2 separate regions of the Homo sapiens genome follow, and region 1 is linked to region 2. A link is an interaction called in ENCODE POLR2A ChIA-PET data of the cell type or tissue named here. Cell type or tissue: PC-9. All regions are shown on one strand. Links, peaks and the distances in the headings refer to the core of each region. The heading gives the core; the rest is flanking DNA.

The links. Peaks named below come from ENCODE experiments on the same cell type or tissue, not always from the same donor. Only the 100,000 strongest peaks of a DNase experiment are listed, where the experiment ranks them.
Region 1: POLR2A ChIA-PET joins it to region 2 with 5 read pairs; 4 of 35 experiments call an interaction of 5 or more read pairs at or near these places.

What each region holds. Positions count from the first base shown.
Region 1 is chr3:195,251,408-195,254,317 of GRCh38, reverse strand. All of the region lies in intron 1 of XXYLT1 (xyloside xylosyltransferase 1), which reads left to right. Among named protein-coding and RNA genes, the nearest start is that of XXYLT1, 18 kb to the left of the region's middle. RefSeq lists enhancers at 1-764, 1,554-1,603 and a silencer at 2,423-2,472. In PC-9, for the core only: no CTCF peak of the experiment used is centred there; no DNase peak of the experiment used is centred there.
Region 2 is chr3:194,714,075-194,716,984 of GRCh38, reverse strand. All of the region lies in intron 1 of LINC01968 (long intergenic non-protein coding RNA 1968), which reads right to left. All of the region lies in intron 2 of LOC105374292 (a long non-coding RNA gene), which reads right to left. Among named protein-coding and RNA genes, the nearest start is that of LINC01968, 7.1 kb to the right of the region's middle. In PC-9, for the core only: no CTCF peak of the experiment used is centred there; DNase peaks (open chromatin) are centred at 1,354 and 1,774; H3K4me3 peaks cover 612 bases; H3K27ac peaks cover 2,500 bases.

The DNA.
Region 1 (2,910 bases), core at 230-2,729, 540 kb before region 2:
CTGCGTCCTGTGGTTGGGAGGGTGAGGGGCGTGTTGTTTCTGCTGCTGACCCCAGTTTCAGGGCAAATTTAACCTGTGGTCAGTGCAGGGTGGGGCTTTGGTCCCAGGCCCTGGGGCTGAGGCCCTGGAGAACCTGCCAGGCCTGGGCAGTCACTGCTGACGTCTGTGGCCAGAGTCTCCAAGCGCTGAGGGCCCCCTGGGGCCTGATTTATGGGGGTCTTTGGGGGACTTGTTCCAGCCTGGAAATGTGAGAGGGAAATCTCCCCACCCCAGTGGGGGTGCCCCCTGGTGCACAGCTGGGCAGTGGGCACCCCCGTGACTTGTCCGAGAGCACCGTTTCCCTCTGGTGTTACCCTTTAAAACTCACTTGAGGGAAGAGTGATTGGCTACATAGTTGAATTTGCTGAGCAGCGTTTGCAGAGGATGTAAACTGCCAGGTAGGCTGGCCCTGCTTACTGGTCTCTTCTTTGGGCTCACTGAGTGACTGAGTGGCTTTCGCTTTGATCAGAAATGTGAACAGGCCGGGCGCGGTGGCTCACGCCTGTAATCCTAGAACTTTGGGAGGCCGAGGCGGGCGGATCACCTGAGGTCAGGAGTTCGAGACCAGCCTGGCCAACATAGTGAAACCCCGTCTCTACTAAAAATACAAAAATTGGCCAGGCGTGGTGGTGGGCACCTGTAGTCCCAGCTGCTCGAGAGGCTGAGGCAGGAGAATTGCCTGAACCCAGGAGGCGGAGGTTGCAGTGAACCAAAATCACAACACTGCACTCCAGCCTGGGAGACAAAACTCCTTCTCAAAAAAAAAAAAAAAAAAGAAAAAAAAAGAAATGTGAGCAGTTGAAGATTTTAGAACTGATGTGGCTCTCAGAGAGTTGGGAGACATTTTAAGGCAAATGCAAAATGAAAACGTGTCTTTTGCTTAAGGCTGTGTCTTAAGCAGGGGCCTTGGGAAATGAAACGGGATCTTGCCGCTTCGCCTCCTGATTTCTGGAGCTGTTGACTTCTCAGCCTTTTTCTGTGACATGTGCAGCATCTGGACCTGATTTACGGGAGTCTTTGGGGGATTTGTTCCAGCCTGGAAATATGAGAGGGAAATCTCACTGCCCCAGGAGAGGAGTCAGTGCTTAGGGCAGCCTTCCCTGGGCCCCGGGGAGAGGGAGGGTCCAAGAAAAGGGCAGGAGAAAGTGCTTGGAGAAAAGCGGGCAGCTGGGGTGCAGTGCCTGGGCTCCACGGAGAGCCCTTTGTGACTTGCTTCTCCAGGTAGTGGAAAGCTGTAAATCTCATTCAACAAACCGTCTTCATTTTCCCACGTTCCCTTGAGCCCTTGTTTCTTGCAGGCCTAATTTGGATAGAGCAGGGGAATTTTGTTCTCTACTCACGTTACTGAATAGGGGACCCACCTGCGGTGGCGTATGCCATAAACGCCTCCCCGCCTCGCCGCCCCTGCCCTGTCTCCAGCTTATTGTTCATATCACTGTAGCATACGTTATAGTCATATTTCTTTTGTAACCTGAGCTGTGAGTTTCTGTTTTTTTCACACAATAAATAACACCACAGTGAATCTCTCTCTCTCTCTCTCTCTCTCTCTCTGTGTGTGTGTGTGTGTGTGTGTGTGTGTGTGTGTGGTTTTTTTTCTTCTTTTGAATTGTTCCCAGGAACCTTCCTTGATTCTCCACAAGAAACACTTCCCAGTCCTATGTGGTCCTGTTCCCACAAATTAACACATGTGAAGATCAGGTCTATCAGGGCTGCTCCTCAGTGCCCACTCTCTTGCCTCTTCATTATAAAGAATTTTTCCTGCTAATTTATATTACACAGCCCCGCTTTTTGCCTCTCACGATATATTTTTTAGATGTTAAAAAATTTTAATTCTAAAATAAGCCAAAACAGAAAAATGAAAACAAAAAAAGTAACAGATATCTTTGTTTCTACTGTGTAAGTTAAATAGGTGCTAACATTTTTCTCTATTTGCTTAAGATTCTTTTTTTAAGGAAATAAAATATTATAGACGTAGCTAAAGCTCACTCTATTTCTTCTCCATCCTACTCCCTCCAGAGGTATTTACTGTCACAAATAAGAAGTTGGTGTTTTGTGCAATTTGTATGTTTTTAATTTTTACCACATATGTATGCATAAAATATATATGTATTACTGCTTTGTATGTTTTCAGCAGTTATGTAAACAGTCTCATATATCCATTTGACATTTCATTGTGAGTATGAGATTTCATAGCCTTATGATTTTGAGATTTATCTTTGCTGATACATGGAAGTCTTGCCCTGTCATTTTAATTGCTGTGTAGTATTTTATTGTGGGTGGACCTCCGTTTACTCATTTGCCTTCTGAGAGATGGCCGGGTGGTTCCCCTGTTTTGTCACTCCCACTACTGTGAACACCCAGGCGAACAATGTGCTTGAGGCTCTCCAGGGTCACGCCTGGAAGGGGCTGCTGGGTCCTGGGGTGTGTGCATCTTCTGCTTTGCAGGACCCTGGTGAGCTCCCCTCCAGGTGGCTGTTCCCCTTCCCATTCCATGTTCTCTTGAGCACTTGGCGGAGACTCCCTTTTATTGGTGTGGGTCTTGCTGCCTTTGAGGCAGGAGGTAGTAGAGGCTTGGGGGCAACTTTGGAAATAGGATAGGAGGGAAACTTTGAGAGCAGACCTGCGTGGCTCCTTTGTGCCACCTCAGACTTCCTGGCTGTGCAGACACTGGGGCCAACCTTCCGAGAGCGTTCAGAGTCTCTGTGGAGGGTAGAGAGGAGGGTGCCTCCAGCTGCAGGCGGAGCAGCCCCTCACTGAAGTCTGGACCCGGTGCTCAGCGCAGCTTCACAGGCGTCTGTCCTGGCCTCACTCCCTTCATGGGCAGGTGCAGGGCTGTATGAGAAGGGCCGGGGGCCTGGCTTCTGGGCTGGC
Region 2 (2,910 bases), core at 120-2,619:
GGAAGCAAAGAATGAAATTGTACCAACCCATCAAAAGTTTAACCAAATATCAAAATATATATAGTCAGTTATACTCAATTTGTCAGTATCTTCCCCAAATTTCAGCCAAACTTCCTTGGTACTTCTGTTTCCCCTTTCTGTCTAAGATGCCTCTATTCCCATCCTGGGATGAGTATTCAACTGGAAATGAGCCTCTGCTTTACCTTTTATAACCAGTTCTTAGCCAGAGGCTTGTGGAAACTTCCAGGGTGTCACCACCTTATTTAACTAGAAGTAAGACTTTAGCCATGCTGCTCATTGAAAGCTAAATGCTGTTGAGATAAGTATGTGGCTCCAGACCCAACCTCCTAGCCTAGGCCTCTAGACAAGTGTGAACCAAAGCCAAGAGTTCCAAGCACTGCCCCTCCCGCCACACCATTTTCAATTGCTGTGACCACAGCTGTGTGATTTGGGGTAAGTCTCTTCCGCTCTTTAGGCTCCAGATCCTCCATTAGCCTGGAGTCTGTACCTGGAATAGGGAGAAGCAGCCCAAGAGAGTCCGAGCCTCAGAGGCTTGCTGTGTCATGCACAACGGGGGAGCCCACTGAGCCAGGAGGAGCCGCAGAGAGGAGGACGTGGCTAAGGTGGAAGATTCCAGAGGGACCCTCGAGCCTGCAGTGCCTTCAAGGACCACACGCCAGGGCCTGCTCAAAATCTTTAGCCACACTCAGCATCAATGTCTTAGGAGACACAAGCCCAAAATAAATAGGAAATATCCCTTAAATACAAATTCTTCACAGTCTAAGATGATGGCTTTATGTAGCTGGGTTTAATTTGGGCTGTTTATTTCAGATCTGTGGTAAGAGTGAGCTCCACAGGCAGGAGGGCAACTAGGTCCCAGGACAAGCAGATCAGAAGCACATATGGGCCCTGGGAGGAAAAGCCATTTCACCCTTTGAGACAGCCTGGAGGTTATTTCTGTTCTGCCTACCACACAAGTTATCCAAGGTAAAATTAGGGAAGAACTTTGTGAAAAACATGCAAATTATTAAATGTTTTCTTTTTAAACGTTTTCTCTTACTTTTTTAATAGAGACAGAGTCTCATTACGTTAGCCAGGCTGGTCTTGAACTCCTGGCCTTAAGCAATCCTCCTGCCTGAGTTCCCAAAGTGCTGGGATTACAGGCGTGAGCCACTGCACCGGGCGGTGGCTTGGGAAAGAATTTGAGAAACCGAAAAAATGAAGGTGTGATAGCTCCTTCCCATTGTTAGGATGGTGGGGGAGCTCCTCAGGAGCCCAAGAGGAAAGTCTGGTGTTTACAGATCAGAATCTTAGTACAGACAGTAGGCTCACCTAATGCGATAGAAGGTAAAGAAAGTACTATGCCTAGACCACCCCAGGCAGATTGAATGAATCACATTTCCTGAGTCTGCGGCTTGGAGAAGAGGTGTTGTTGTTGTTGGTGGTGTTGTTTTGAGCTCCTAGGAGATTCTGAGTTTCTGCAAGATTGAGAACCACTCTTGGAGAATCTTATCCAGAGCTGGAGGCTGGCACTCAGGCTTTTCTGCAGGAATCTGAGAGAGGTAACTTGGGAAAGAACGGCTGGGAGTGAAGGAAGGAGGAGGAAGGGTAGCTTGGTGAGAAGAAAGAGACAACCAGAATCTGAAAGGCCTGCAATGCTGAGTGCCAAATCTGACCCTAGGGAAAGGTAAATCAATGCTTTGTGTCTGTGCTAGGCAAACTCAGTCTGCCAGTTCTCATGCAGACAGCGCGCTTGGAACTGTGACAAATGATACATTATGCAACCATGACATCATACCAACCTGGTGAGGCAGGTATGGATGCCCCATGTACCAGAGGAAGAGAGGGAGATCTAGCGAGGTGACATGATTTGCCTAAAGTCATCCGGGTACTTGCTGCATGAGCTGAGATTCCAGAGCAGGTCCCCTGCCTCCAGGACTAGACAGGAGCACTGGTGAGGAGGAGGCTCAGTCTGGATTTTCTTGGAATGTTGACATAGAACTGAACTGGACACGTTGTTATTAAGAATAAAAAGGACGAGACCAGGCAGATTAATAAGCGCATATGACCAGGACAGTGGAGACTTCCATGAATTATCTGAGCACTTAGTAAAGCCTGAGGAAGTAAAATAAAATCAGGATCTCCAGGCCCCAAAGCTTCCTCCATCCCTTCGTGGGAGGTGAGCATGAACTTGTGCTGTTCTTACATCAGCCCTGGAGTACAAAGGCTGGAGCCACCCAGGGAGGTACTTAGGGCAGGCAGCACACCTCAGAACAAGATGGTCCAGCACCAAAGCCTTGCTGCTGAGACTTTCAATTCCCAGCAGACCGCAGGTCTAAGAAGTACAGCCAGAAAAAGAAGGGAAAGAGGCATCGCATGTTGTGGTTAGCAGGGCTGGGCACACGCACCCCACAAGTCAGCTCTGGTGCCCAGGTGCCCTCCACGCCCCATGTCACCATGTCCAGATTCACACCAGAAGGGCCCACCAGCCCACTCCTCCCCTGTGTCTTCTCCGCCCGTCTCATGCACTTTCTGAGTTGGTGTCCTACTTTCCATTTTTTAACTTTATTTATTTTTTATTATGGAATATTCCAAGAATGCAGAGTCTAGGGAATTACATGTACCCACCACCAGACTTTGTCAAGTCTTAACATTCTTTTCCATATTCGCTTCACATATTTTTTTTAAGACACAAACCTCACAGATACCATTGAACTCTCCATGGACCACTCCCTCGTTTCATTTCCCTCCCTCTATGCCCAGAGGCAACCGCTCTCGGGAATTCCACGTTGATTATTCTCATACATGACTTTTTACTTTTACCACATATGTGGATATCCATAAATAATCAATGGTATTCGAGCACATGTTTAACTTAATAGAATCATTGTAAATAATATTAACATAGTA